Linked DNA regions of Homo sapiens: region 2 is linked to region 1. A link is an interaction called in ENCODE POLR2A ChIA-PET data of the cell type or tissue named here. Cell type or tissue: endothelial cell of umbilical vein. All regions are shown on one strand.

The links. ChIA-PET counts read pairs that join two places held together with the same protein. Peaks named below come from ENCODE experiments on the same cell type or tissue, not always from the same donor. Only the 100,000 strongest peaks of a DNase experiment are listed, where the experiment ranks them.
Region 2: POLR2A ChIA-PET joins it to region 1 with 9 read pairs; 5 of 35 experiments call an interaction of 5 or more read pairs at or near these places.

The regions. Positions count from the first base shown.
Region 1 is chr17:4,685,430-4,689,429 of GRCh38, reverse strand. The region is part of intron 3 of PELP1 (proline, glutamate and leucine rich protein 1); the gene reads left to right. Among named protein-coding and RNA genes, the nearest start is that of PELP1, 17 kb to the left of the region's middle. RefSeq lists enhancers at 1,151-1,320, 2,145-2,314, 2,553-2,722, 2,766-2,935. In endothelial cell of umbilical vein, no CTCF peak of the experiment used is centred here; no DNase peak of the experiment used is centred here.
Region 2 is chr17:4,746,030-4,750,029 of GRCh38, reverse strand. ZMYND15 (zinc finger MYND-type containing 15) reads right to left here. Exons shown (of 14, transcript NM_001136046.3): 14 at 3,917-4,000. Among named protein-coding and RNA genes, the nearest start is that of CXCL16, 8.1 kb to the right of the region's middle. In endothelial cell of umbilical vein, no CTCF peak of the experiment used is centred here; a DNase peak (open chromatin) is centred at 1,949; H3K27me3 peaks cover 534 bases.

The sequences.
Region 1 (4,000 bases):
TTGTCAGATGCATAGTTTGTGAAGATTTTCTCCCGCTTTGTGGGTTGTTTACTGATTATTTGTTTTGCTGTGCAGAGGCTTTTTAGTTAAGTCCCATCTATTTATCTTTGTTTTTGTTGCTTTTGGATTCTTGGTCATGAACTCTTTGCCTAAGCCAATGTCTAGAAGGGTTTTTCTGATGTTATCTTCTAGAATTGTTATGGTTTCAGGTCTTAGATTTAAGTCCTTGATCCATCTTGAGCTGATTTTTGTGTAAGGTGAGAGTGATCCAGTTTCATTCTTCTACATGTGGCTTGCCAATTATCCCAGAACCATTTGTTGAAAAGGGTGTCCTTTCCCCACTTGTTTTTGTTTGCTTTGTTGAAGATCAGTTGGGTGTAAGTATTTGGCTTTATATCTGGGTTCTCCCTTCTGTTCCATTGGTCTATGTGCCTATTTTTATATCAGTATCATGCTGTTTTGGTAACTGTAGCCTTGTAGTATATTTTGAAGTCAGGTAATGTGATGCGCCCAGATTTGTTCTTTTTGCTTAGCCTTGCTTTGGCTTTATGGGATCTTTTTTGGTTCCATATAAATTTTTGGATTGTTTTTTCGAGTTCTGTGAAGAATGATGGTGGTATTTTGGTGGGAATTGCATTGAATTTGTAGATTGCTTTTGGCAGTATGGCCATTTTCACAATATTGATTGTACCTATCCATGAACATGGATGTGTTTCCATTTGTTTGTGTCGTCTGTGATTTCTTTCAGCAGTGTTTTGTAGTTTTTCCTTATAGAGGTCTTTCACCTCCTTGGTTAGGTGTATTCCTAAGTATTTTATTTTATTTTTTGCAGCTGTTGTAAAGGTGGTTGAGTTCTTGATTTTATTCTCAGCTTAGTTGCTGATGGTGTTTAGCAGTGCTGCTGATGTGTATACATTGATTTTGTATCCTGAAACTTTACCGGCTTCATTTATTGGATCTAGGAGCTTTCTGGATGAGTCTTTAGGGTGTTCTAGGTATATGATCATATCACTGGTGAATAACGACAGTTTGACTTCCCCTTTACCGATTTAGATGTCCTTTATTTCTTCCTTTCTTCCTTTTTTTTTTCTTTTAGATGGAGTCTCTCATTCTGTTGCCCAGGCTGTAGTGCAGTGGCACAGACTTGGCTCACTGCACCCTCCGCCTCCTGGGTTCAAGCAATTCTTCTGCCTCAGCCTCCCAGGTAGCCGGGATTACAGGTGCCTGCCACCCCGCCCGGCTAATGTTTGTATTTTTAGTAGAGATAGGGTTTCGCCATGTTGGCCAGGCTGGTCTCAAACTCCTGACCTCAGGTGATCTGACTGCCTCGGCCTCCCTAAGTGCTAAGACTACAGGTGTGAGCCACTGTGCCTGGCCTAGACGCCCTTTATTTCTTTCTCTTGTCTGATTGCTCTGGCTAGGACTTCCAGTACTATGTTGAATAGAAGTGGTGAAAGTGGGCATCCTTGTCTTGTTCCAGTTCTCAAGGGGAATGCTTTCAACTTTTCCCTGTTCAGTATAAGGTTGGTTGTGCGTTTTTCATACTTTGTTGCTCTTTTAACGTTTTAATTTTTTTCCCCTACTTTTACATCCTTTGATAACATCTCCACTTAGTTATTTAACAAGCATTTTCTGAGCACATATAGCAGGCAGTGTACCAAGCTCTGGAGAGACAGTGAGATGTACATGGACCCTGCTTTCATGGTACTCAGAGTCTAGCGCTTTTTCTATGAAGTAAATGTTTACAAATAGGAAATGTTTATGCTTTGTGAACCACATATAGTTTCTATTGTATATTGTTTATTTTCCAATCCTTTAAAATGTAAAAGCCATTCTTAGTTTGTGGGCCATGCAAAAACAGGCACCCATAGACCATCATTTACTGATTCCTGTTCTAGTTGAAGATACTTTTTTTTTTTTTTTTTTTTTTTGAGATGGAGTCTTGCTGTGTTGCCTAGGCTGGAGTGCAGTGGCGTGACTGCCTCAGCCTCCCAAGTAGCTGGGACTACAGGCTCCCGCCACCACACTTGGCTAATTTTTTGTATTTTTCGTAGAGATGGGGTTTCACCATGTTAGTCAGGATGATCTCGATCTCCTGACCTCATGATCTGCCCACCTTGGCCTCCCAGAGTGCTCGGATTACAGGTGTGAGCCACCACACCCAGCGAAGATACTTTAATTGAATAATTATATAAATGAATGTGAAGTGATAAACTGAGGTAGGTGCTGTGGAGGTAAAGACTATAGTTCTTGGAAAACATGTAACAGGAGAATCTGACTTCAGCTGGGGTGGTGTGGGTGTTTGTGATCAGGGCCAGCAGTCCAGGGAGAGCTTTTCTGAACTGATCAATAGAAGTTAATTGGGTTAAGAAAGTGTTCTAATGTGCCAAAGCCATGAGAGAAGAGGAGCATGGCCTGTTTGAAGAATTCCAGCATGTGGCTAGAATTGATGAGATGTGGCTGGGGAGATAGGAAGACTGGGGACCAAGTTGTGTATGGCCTTATAGACCATGCTAAGGGTTTTGGCTTTTATTCTTGGAGTAGTGGCAACTCATGGAAGGTTTTAAGCAGGGATGAGGAGGTGGTGGTGGTGATTGAAAGTATCTCTCTGAGGCCAGGCGTGGTGGCTCACGCCTGTAATCCCAGCAGTTTGGGAGGCCGAGGTGGGCGGATCACCTGAGGTCGGGAGTTCGAGACCAGCCTGGCCAACATGGTGAAACCCTGTTTCTACTAAAAATACAAAAATTAGCCAGGCATGGTGGCAGGCACCTGTAATCCCAGCTACTTGGGAGGCTGAGGTGGGAGAATTGCTCTAACCCGGGAGATGGAGGTTGCAGTGAGCCGAGATCGCGCCACTGCACTCCAGCCTGGGTGACAGAGCGAGACTCCATCTCAAATAAGAAAGAAAGAAAGAAAATATATCTCTGGCTGCCTGTGGATAATGGATTAGAAAGGAACAGATTGGAAGCAGAAACTCTATGTAGATGGCTGCTAAAGTAATCTAGGAGAACATTCATAGTAGCTTGGACTAGGGTTGTGGCAGTAGAACTGATGAGAACGATACAGGTTTGAGACAGATTTAGTGTCAGAGTGGCAGATGCTGAGGATAGATTAGCATCGAGTAGAACACATGTCCAGGGTGACTCCTGGATTCCTGAACACTGGAAGACAGGTTTGGAGGTGTGGGAAGAAAATACCATGGCTGTGGCCTTGAGCATTCAGTAGAAGCACCATTAGTAACTATCCCCCTGATCCGGCATCAGTGGAAGTGGCCGGGCATCTCAGTGTAGCCTTGATGGTTCAGTGGGTGGAGGCTTTAGTTGGCTTTTTTTTGAGGTGGAGTCTCGCTCTGTGGCCCAGGCTGGAGTGCAGTGGCGCGGTCTCGGCTCACTGCAACCTCCACCTCCCGGGTTCAAATGATTTTCCTGCCTCAGCCTCCTGAGTAGCTGGGATTACAGGCGCCTATCACCACACCCGGCTAATTTTTGTATTTTTAGTAGAGACGGGGTTTCACCATGTTGGCCAGGCTGGTCTTGAACTCCTGACCTCAAGTGATCCACCCACCTTGGCCTTCCAAAGTGCTGGGATTACAGGTGTGAGCTACCAAGCCCAGCCCTTTTTTTGTTCTTTTTTTTTTAAGACATGGTTTCATTTTGTCACCTGGGCTAGAATATAGTGGTGTGATCATGGCTGACTGCAGCCTTGACCTCTGGTGCTCACATCAGTACCCCCCACCGCACCCACCAATAGCTGGGACTACAGGCGTGTACCACCACCCCCCGCTAATTAAAACATTTTTTTTTGTACAGATGGGTTCTTGCTATATTGTCCAGGCTGGTCTCGAACTTCTGGGCTCAAGCAGTCCTCCCACCTTGGCCTCCCAAAGTGTTGGGATTACAGGCAGGTGCTACCGTGCCTGGCCTGGCATCTTTTACTAGGGGGAAGAGTCTTCAGTGTTTAGATGGCAGTTGAAGCTGAGGATGAGGTGATCAAAATGAGC
Region 2 (4,000 bases), 61 kb before region 1:
ACATTTTACATCAGGATGCAGCACATACACATATAAGCATATATCGTATGTATAACAAATGTTTCACAAAATAGTTATTAATTATACATGTGATACATATTTTTATCTATTCTATTTCATTAAAAAAAGATGCTGCTTGAGGCTCACTAAATTGACTTCATGATCCACACAAAATTGTATAAACCTGCATTTTGGAAATCTTGTCCTGGACTAGGGGCTGGCAGACTTTCTGCAAAGGATCTGTTCATAAATATTTCAGACGTTGTAGGTCATATAGGGATTCTGCTGCAATTGCGGCACTCAAACCCTGCCGTTTGCATCCAGAAAGTAACCACGGACAATACAGAAAGAAATGGTTGTGGCTCTGCTTCAATATAAATTTATAGACCCTGTAATTTGAATTTCGAATAATTTTCTCGTGAAATCTTCTTTTTTTTTTTTTTTGAGACGGAGTCTCGCTCTGTCACCCAGGCTGGAGTGCAGTGGCGCAATCTCGGCTCACCGCAAGCTCTGCCTCCTGGGTTCACGCCATTCTCTCGCCTCAGCCTCCCAAGTAGCTGGGACTACAGGTACCCGCCACCAAGCCCGGCTAATTTTTTGTTTTTGTATTTTTAGTAGAGACGGGGTTTCACCGTGTTAGCCAGGATGGTCTCGATCTCCTGAACTCGTGATCCGCCTGCCTCGGGCGCCCAAAGTGCTGGGATTACAGGCGTGATGGGATTACAGGCATGAGCCCGGCTGTGAAATCTGATTATTAGATTACGAGCCATGCAAAAACAAAAGGTGGGCTACATTTGGCTGGAAGCCGTAGTTTACTGATCCCTGCCCTAAACTGTAAGCTTTATGGAGGCAGAGACCATTATGTGTCTTTTTTCCCCATTGCGTCGCTAAGGTTCGGCACAAAGCCTTGTGTATTCAATCAATAGTTGGTAAGTGAATTATTAAAGAGCAATTTGTATATTAAGCATTTTTATTACAAAAGCACTTGTGTTCATGGAAGAAAAATGAGCAGTCCAGCTAAATAAAATGAATAAACAAATCCTTAGTAACCCCACCACTGGGAGATAACCACATCCTTTCCTATTGTTATGTAATAGATGTCAGGAGTTAGGAAAAGCTTATTTTTTGGCCAACGGAGTGGTGAAAAGGTCTATTTCTCCTCAGTCCACGAGAGACCCAGGCTTCCCCTTTCTGGCTGTAGGAGGTGAAGCTGAGAGAAAAGATGAGGAGGGAGGGTTGAAAGTATGGGGGGAAAGCAATCTGATAAGCAGTTAACGAGCTCCTACTGTATGCTGCCATATGCCCGGCCAGGCTAGACCCTGGGGGATAGAGGTAGCACCCACCCCTTCTGGGTTGACCGTTGAAAGGGTAGACAAGAAATTGTGTGATAAAGGTCATCAAAGGGCATATGCAAGGTGCTATGAGGGCTTAATAGGGAGAGGGGTGTCTAACCTCATCTGGGGGTCAGGAAATGCTTCCTTTCCTAAGGAAGTGACATTTAGGCTGCCACCTAGGCTAAGAATTAGTTGAGCAAGAACATGGGAAGTTCTGGCCAGGTGCAGTGGCTCACACCTGTAATCCCAGCAGTTTGGGAGGCCGAGGTGGGTGGATCACCTGAGGTCAAGAGTTGGAGACCAGCCCGGCCAACATGGTGAAACCCCGTCTCTACCAAAAATACAAAAATTAGCTGCACGTGGTGGCAGGCGCTTGTAGTCCTAGCTACTTGGGAGGCTGAGGCAGGAGAACCACTTGAACCCGGGAGGCGGAGGTTGCAGTGAGCCAAGATTGTACCACTGTACTCCATCCTGGGCAATAAGAGCGAAACTCCATCTCAAAAACAAAACAAAACAAAAAACACATGGGAAGTTCCACAGTGAGAGAGCGCGTCTTTATTTAGAAGCATCTGGCTGCAGAGTTGACAGGGGAAGGAAATGGCATGAGATCAGCCTGCAGAGGTTGGCAGGGACCACATCAGCAGAACCTTGTCATCTCGATCTAACTACTGGTTGACAGGAACTGAAGAAGATAAATGAACACATGAAAAAACACCCTGAGGAAGTAATCAGCCAGCTCCTGAGTGAGGAACATTTTACGGGACAAATGATTCTGTGTCTTGTCAAATCAGTGTCATGAAATAAAAAATAAAAGCCAAGGAGGTATGTTACAAAATGAAAGAGACTTAAGAGTAACATCAACAGGGCTGGGTGCGGTGGCTCACGCCTATAATCCCAGCACTTTGGGAGGCCGAGGCAGGCGGATCACGAGGTCAAGAGATTGAGACCATCCTGGCCGACATGGTGAAACCCTGTCTCTACTAAAAATACAAAAATTAGCTGGGCGTGGTGGCGTGCGCCTGTAGTCTCAGCTACTTGGGAGGCTGAGGCAGGAGAATTGCGTGAACCCAGGAGGCGGAGGTTGCAGTGAGCCGAGATTGCACCACTGCACTCCAGCCTGGGCGACTGAGCAAGACTCCTTCTCAAAAAAAAAAAAGAGTAACATCAACAGGACTTAATTGTTCACCTTAATCCCTTGGTTAAGGTGGTATCTGCCAGGTTTCTCCTCTGTTTTTCCCTATCTATACTCAGTGACTGAAGTCATTAAGGGCAGCCCACACTGTTAAGAGCTAAGGGAAGTCACTGAAGGGACTGAAGCGAGGGAGAAATGAGGTCAGATGTCTTTTTTTTTTTTTTTTGAGACAGAGTCTCACTCTGTCACCCAGGCTGGAGTGCAGTGGCGCGATCTTGGCTGCCACCTCCACCTCTCAGGTTCAAATGATTCTCCTGCCTCAACCACCTGAGTAGCTGGGATTACAGGCCCATGCCACCACACCCGGTTAATTTCTTTTCTTTTCTTTTTTTTTTTTTTTTGAGATGGAGTTTCACTCTTGTCCCCCAGGCTGGAGTGCAATGACGCGATCTCGGCTCACTGCAACCTCCGCCTCCCAGGTTCAAACGATTCTCCTGCCTCAGCCTCCCAAGTAGCTGGGATTACAGGCATGTGCCACCATGCCCGGCTAATTTTGTATTTTTAGTAGAGACGGGGTTTTCTCCATGTTGGCCAGGCTGGTCTCGAACTCCTGACTTCAGGTGATCCACCTGCCTCGGCCTCCCAAAGTGCTGGGATTATAGGCGTGAGCCACCGTGCCCGGCCCTCAGATGTCTTTTTTTGAGGAGGAATACTCTGGGCTGCAATGTGGCGATGAGATACGGTGGAGTTTGCAGCAGGAATGGACATACCTTGATGGACTTGAGTGATTTCAGAAGAGCTCAGCAGGAGTTGATTATTGAATACGAGGTGGTGAGAAAAGGTGGAGTTGGGTGGCTGGGGCCTTTCACTGAATCCAAACCAAGGATCTGTGTGGTCCCAGGAGGTTGATTGCTTCTCCCGCCCCCAGGAAGAAGCCACTTTCCTTGCCTTGGGGCCGGTCCCTGAGGGTTACCGGGGCTGGAAAGTGACTAGCCAACACATAATTAGGAGAACCATGGGATTACCAAGGAGGGTCACAATCCCTGACTGTGAGTTAAAGAAATGACAGCCGTTGAGGGGACTAAAAGGGTCTGGGGGAAAGTAAGTCATCCCTAACTCCTTTTCCGATGCGGGCGGATCACCTGAGGTCAGGAGTTCGAGACCAGCCTGGCCAATATGGCGAAACCCTGTCTCTACTAAAAATACAAAAATTAGCCGGGTGTGGTGGCGCATGCATGTAATCCCAGCTCCGGAGGGTGAGGCAGGAGAATCGCTTTAACCCGGGAGGCAGAGGTTGCAGTGAGCCGAGATCGTGTCCCCTGCACTCCAGCCTCGGTGACAAGAGGGAAACTCCGTCTCAAAAAACAAACAAACAAAAAAATCTTTCTCTTCGTTCCCAGTTTAATGGCCCAATTATGAGCGTGTAATCAAAAGATCCATGACTCAGTGGTTTCAAACAAGTAATTTTATTTACCTTTTCATGTTTTACCAACCTGTCCTCCCCCTAGGCCTTGAGTGTTTTCACGTTTTCCTT